Regions from separate parts of the Homo sapiens genome. Here region 1 is linked to region 2. Evidence: chromatin contacts called from ENCODE Hi-C or POLR2A ChIA-PET data. All regions are on one chromosome and are shown on one strand. Each heading gives the region's core, a stretch centred on a gene start or an enhancer-like site at or near the end of the contact. The rest is flanking DNA. Distances are from core to core; before and after follow the strand shown. Region 1 has its middle 46 kb from the start of PGRMC2. Region 2 has its middle 41 kb from the start of LINC02615.

Region 1 (2,828 bases), core at 192-2,691, 150 kb after region 2:
CTCTGGCCTTCCCGTTTGCCAACAGCACTGTCCTCAGTCACCCACGCCAGAAACCTGGAGTCTTCCTTGGCCCATGCTCTCTACTCCACACCCACCCACCCACCCACCCACCCAGCTCTGCCAAATATAACTCCTCATCATCTTAGAAGGCCTCTCCAATTCTTCACCTCCCACTCCCTCTCAGGGATCTGTCCCCGCAGTTCCATATATTCTCTTAAGCACACATTTAAGATCGCTCCACTGACAAAATGGCTCTCTTTCCAATGGTTCCCTGTCCCCAGAGGACAAATTGCAAGCTGTTAGCATTACATTCATGGCCCTTCATCACTGGGCCTCCACTGCCATCTTCAATCTGATCTCTCATCATGCGCTCCAGGTGGTACAGTGCCCTAGGCCCTCTCTTGCCTCTGCACCTTTGCACATCTCATCTCATCTTCTAGGAAATCTCTCAACCTTTGCCTAGCGAATTCCAAACTTTTTCTTCAAGACTGAGTCCAAGGATCCTTTTCTTCAAAAAGCCTTTACTAACACCACTCCCATGAGCCCTCTGGGGTGAGGTGTGCCTCATCTGTTCTCCCCTGCTATGCTCACCTACCTCTGTCATAGCATGGCCACCCTGTGTCATCAGCATCTAATCTATTGTCTCTTTCCTCCCTCTCTTAGACCCTCCCCGCGTTGCCTGATCTGTTAAGAGCAGAAATTGACTATCTTTGTGCCTGCTGTGGTTTGAATGTTTGTGCCCCTCCAGATTTCATGTTGAAACTTAATCCACAATGCAGCAGCATTAAAATGTGGGGCTATAAGGAGGTGATTAGGCCATGGGGCTGGAGCCCTCATGAATGGATTAGTGCCTTATAAAGGGCTTGCAGGGGCAAGTTTGCCCTTCCACTCTTCTGCCCATGAGGACACAGTGTTTGTCCCCTTTTCGCTCTTCTGTCCCTTCTGCCAAGTGAGGACATCTGGACGGTACTGTCTATGAACAAGTGGCCTTCACCAGACACTGAACCTGCCTTGATCTTGGACTTCCCAGCCTCCAGAACTGTGAGAATATAAATTTCTGTTTTTCATAAATTATTCAGTCTCATGTATTTGGTTATAGCAGCACAGGAAGACTAAAACAGTATCCCTACCCCCAGGACAGTATCTGCTCACTTAGTGAGTGCATCAATAAATTTCACTGAATTACGACTGTCCTAAAACAACACTTATTCCTTAGATTAGCTCCAGAAACACAGAAGCCCCTGACAGTGCTCCAAAAGACATAGAACCTGAGGCCAGGATCACTTCAGCTTCTGCCAGGGAAAACCCCCCTTTTTGAGGCTGGGTCAGAAACAGTCAGCCTGTGAATATTTTAGGAATGAGAGATGAGGCAGATCCCCCTGGGGCATTTTGACATTTTGCCATCCACCAAGCTGGGAAGTATGCCTCATTCTTAACCAGATGGTCTTTGAGCTGGTATTTCTGCCCAGTCACATGTCTGAGTTGATGCAATTGTGTTCCAGAGGTCATAAGAGAAAAGCTGCTGGCGAATGTATCTGAAAGAGGCAGCCCCTCGTTTTTGTTTCTGTGGCAAAGGTTTTCACAACAATCAGCCTTCTCAAGAAGTGTACACACAGCTTGCCTGACCAGACCATGGTGGGAGACACAGCATGAGCTGTGGTCAGGTGGAAAACATCACAGACAGCTCAGAGGATGACACACGTACACTGTGCCTTATGAGAAATAAGAACAGAAATCTGAGTCCTGGAGAGTTTTCAAGTGGATCCCAAGACCAAATGGTGTGGTTCTTCATCCAAATGTAAAGAGTAAAGAAACAAGATGGACTATTCCACTGGGCCCATCTTGTTTCTTTACAACAGAGGGATATTTGAACTTTTCATTTTTGTAAGAGGTTCTGTAAATGTGTCAGTTAAGAGTTCAGAATGAAAGTGGAAATGGTGTGCTATCGATGATGGCTTCCCTTGCTTACACCTTGCAGCGCTCACATTGATCTAGCCCAAAGAGTTTGCAGAAAGGAGGTCGGCAGCAAATTAGGGATCCAATCTGTCCCCTACACCACATCTCAGAGTCCCCAGAGAATCCTGGGGAGGACAGGGCTGGTCTGATGTGTTAGCAGAGACAAAAGCCAGGCTACTCCAAGAGAGGCCAAAAGAGCATTTTTCAAATGAATTTTTTCCCTGCCTTCATTCCCCACCCACAGCCTTGTCCCTGAAGTGGCAAGTTAGTTCCACAAGGCTTCTGTGGGCTCACGGCATCAGTGCCATTGCTCTGTCATCAACCCCTTCATGTTAGCATCCACCAAAATAAATTCCCTTTTGGTTGTCCACTGTTGCTGTCTCCTCAATGGTATCTCCAACCACGCAGCCTATGCTGCAGCCACTGATATAATAGTCTCCCCGCTTCCTAGCTGTGAGGCCCCTCCAGATCTCCTGTTCTCAGGCTTTTGCCAGCCACTCTTCCAAGCATGCTGAGCATACAGGACATCCCTCAGACTGCCAGAGCCCCACCTGATCTTCCCTGCCACAGTGGCCTCAGGAATGCCCTGTGGGCCTTGCTACTTCTCACAAGCAAGTGGACTCTCCCAGCTTGTCTCTATAAGCTGATCTGACTTGGCTGGAGGATGAAGGGGCACAAGGGTGATATAGGACCCCTTCTTTGGGACTCCAACCAATAGCTCACTTTCTTTCCTATTGAACTCTTCTCCGCATTCCCCAGCCTAGTAAGTTTTTCGACAAAGTTGGGCTACCGGGGATAACGAGACTATGCTCTTGTTCTGTTCTAGGTTCGACAACTATTGTTTTTTGTTTCCTTGGTTTATTTTTTCAAGA
Region 2 (2,700 bases), core at 107-2,606:
CATGTCCCAGGGTCTTTACTGTGCCAGAGGTGACGAGCAACCTCGTGTTGTCTAGTCATTTCAATGTACATGTCATAGCTCAGGCATGTCCCAACCCAAGGCAGCGTGGTGTCAGTGGAAGAAGCTAAGATTCAGGCAAGAGAAGGGCTGGTCCCTAAGGAGGAATGGAGGTTGGGGTGAGAGACCCCAGTCCAATGAGCAGTATTTGAAGTGGAAAAAGCACATTTGGGCTCACATCAGGAGTCATATCTCAGGGGATCCAGTGTCATGAACAAGTGAGGGACAACAGTTGGGCATAGGTAAAAGTTTACCTGCAACCAACCCCCAACCTACATGGCATTTCCAGTAGCTCCATCTCTATCTGAATCATCCACCTGGTATTCAAGTTCATGTAAGCCCTTAACTATCTCCACAGGGTTTGTAATTAGACTCCTCAATCTCAGCCCTGGAGCTCAACAGGCAGCACCCCCTTACACTACATGCCAGCTGTTGTCACGCATTGCAGCTTTTCTCCCAGGCTTCCATATTATGGCTTCATTACATATGGCCACAGGGTGAGGAAAGGGCATCTGACACATATATGAGCCCCACACTATGTGACCTTGGGCAAGTTACTTTTATAAACTTCAGTTTTCTTATCCAGAAAATGGGAGCAATAGAGTTCCTTCATCTTAGGGTTGTTATGGGGATTAAATGAGATAATGAATGCAAAGAATGCCTGCCACGTGGTAAGTACTCAATAAAAACAGGATGGTGGATGGATCTTCTTAACCCTGGCCACATGCCTGGAACCCAACCTACCACAGTGGTTCTCAACCAGGGGTGATTTTGCTGGTTGCATTAACTGAGAGGGGCTGTGGGGCTACTAACCTCTAGTGAGTAGGGGCCAGGGATGCCACTCACCATCCTACAATGCACAGTGCAGCCCCGCAATAAAGAATTATCTTGTCCAAAATGTCAACAGTGCCAAGGCTGAGAAACCCTGTCCTGCTAGTAGCTTCACTTGACTTCCTTCGGCCCATGCTGCTACTGTGTCCCCCACGTTGGAGTGGCTTTGGAGCCCTTCCCAGGACCGGCCCATCCCACTGTCTCCTGAGCTCCCATTTGTGAGACTGTTTGTCAAAAGGCCGCCAGGCTTTAGTGCCCTGACCTGAGTCCATAACAGCAGGAGACAGGCAGAATCACCAGGCCTCTCTGACCAGAGACAGGCAAGAAACTGCCTCCTGCAGGGCTGTGGCAAAGAGCCACGTGAAAACAGGCACAGCAGCCAGTGGAGCGTTCCACCCAAACTGGCTCCACACCAGGCCCAGACCATGAGTCACCACCACATGCTGCCGCCTCTCGCCACGACCTTTCTTTATCCCTTCATTAGCCATAAATCTTCAGGAGCAAAACAGCAGAGAACAGACTGGGAAGGCCCTGGCAGAATATCACACCAGGCAAATGCCCAAATCAAAATTCAGAGTTAAATGCCCGGGCCCTGGATGAATGCCAGTCACGGCAAAGCAAGGCTCCCCCGAGCCATCCCTGCAAACCAGGGAAGTGGACAAACGGAACCTCCACTCTTGCCATAATTTAAATCATGTGACAACACTGGGGCATCCTCTCCAAGAGAAGAAACAGATGTGTTTAGCAATACCCAGATGGCTGGAGACAAACTGAAGAACCTGTGCAATGTTTGCCTCTAATTCATGCTTGCACCAAAAGTCCCCGACTCCTCTAATGTCAAATGGAATTAATATTAAGTCTTTCATGCAGTGTTGTGAGAAACAATTGACACAAGTTATTAAGTGGTGCTTTGACTCAAAATAAAGCAAATTTGGCTTTTTTGTTTTCTGGTTGTTTGCTTCCTTTTTAGAAGCAAACCATAATGCTGGGGAAAAGCCTGGCAGAGGCAGCTCCTCCTACACGGAAACTTTACTCTGCCCAATCTCACTGGAATTGTCTTTTTCAAAGTGTAGTTTCTAAGCACCTGTGTTAGAAGTACCTAGAGAGCCAGAAAACAAGCAGATTCCTGGGCCCTACCAACAACCTACTGAATTGAAATGTTTGTGAATAAGGCTTTGGAAGGTGCCCTTTTAACAAGTTCCCCACTTGAGTTTTATACCCCCTAAAGTTTCAGAACCTTGTAACAGTGAATAAACCCTGGGACAGCCCAGCCACTGCCACTATTTCCAGCAGTAAGAAGACAGACTGGGTCCTTAGCTTGCTTCTTTCCTCTGCCAATGGTACCCCATCTTATGCAAGTGAAGCTTCTGGACAAGACAGGACAGACCCGGAATGACTCATCTGAGCTAAACTGTCCACCCTCACACTGATGTTTATAATACTGACAGCAGCAAATTGCCATTTGTCCTTCTTGGTTTTGTAATTTATGTCAACATTCTCAAAGTTAAAAGAGCCTGAGTGTTTCCCTTTCACAGCTGGATGCTGACGGCTCTGAGCAAACTCCCATCTCCATTGCTTGTTACCAGGGAACTCATGATAAACAAACAGATCTGACCTTAAATCAATCTCTCTTCCCCTCACTCCTCCCCTCACCCACAACAACTTTTTTGAGTATTTAATGTGTGCTCCAGACATTCACATACATTTTTCTTGCAAAAGGTCTTGTGAGGAATTAGCTCCATTTTACAGATGAGGGAACTGAGCCACTAAGAGGCCATGTAAGAAACAGAACTGATGCTCGACTAGGCTTTC

The links. Hi-C counts contacts between places; a loop is a spot of excess contacts on that map. ChIA-PET counts read pairs that join two places held with the same protein, here RNA polymerase II (POLR2A). Pooled maps may share reads with other maps.
Region 1: a map of mammary epithelial cell shows a loop between it and region 2 (2.6-fold over the local background). The contact joins two enhancer-like sites. A Hi-C loop is called at or near these places in 1 of 168 maps with a recorded cell type or tissue (mammary epithelial cell) and 1 of 50 pooled maps. POLR2A ChIA-PET finds 5 or more read pairs at or near these places in 2 of 52 experiments (AG04450 and MCF 10A).

The regions. Positions count from the first base shown.
Region 1 is chr4:128,240,349-128,243,176 of GRCh38, reverse strand. No RefSeq gene overlaps it. Among named protein-coding and RNA genes, the nearest start is that of PGRMC2, 46 kb to the left of the region's middle. Within about 2 kb of position 1,441, at least 6 of the 41 ENCODE cell types and tissues checked have a DNase peak (open chromatin) inside an H3K27ac peak, as active enhancers do.
Region 2 is chr4:128,385,812-128,388,511 of GRCh38, reverse strand. No RefSeq gene overlaps it. Among named protein-coding and RNA genes, the nearest start is that of LINC02615, 41 kb to the left of the region's middle. RefSeq lists an enhancer at 1-842. Within about 2 kb of position 1,356, at least 27 of the 41 ENCODE cell types and tissues checked have a DNase peak (open chromatin) inside an H3K27ac peak, as active enhancers do.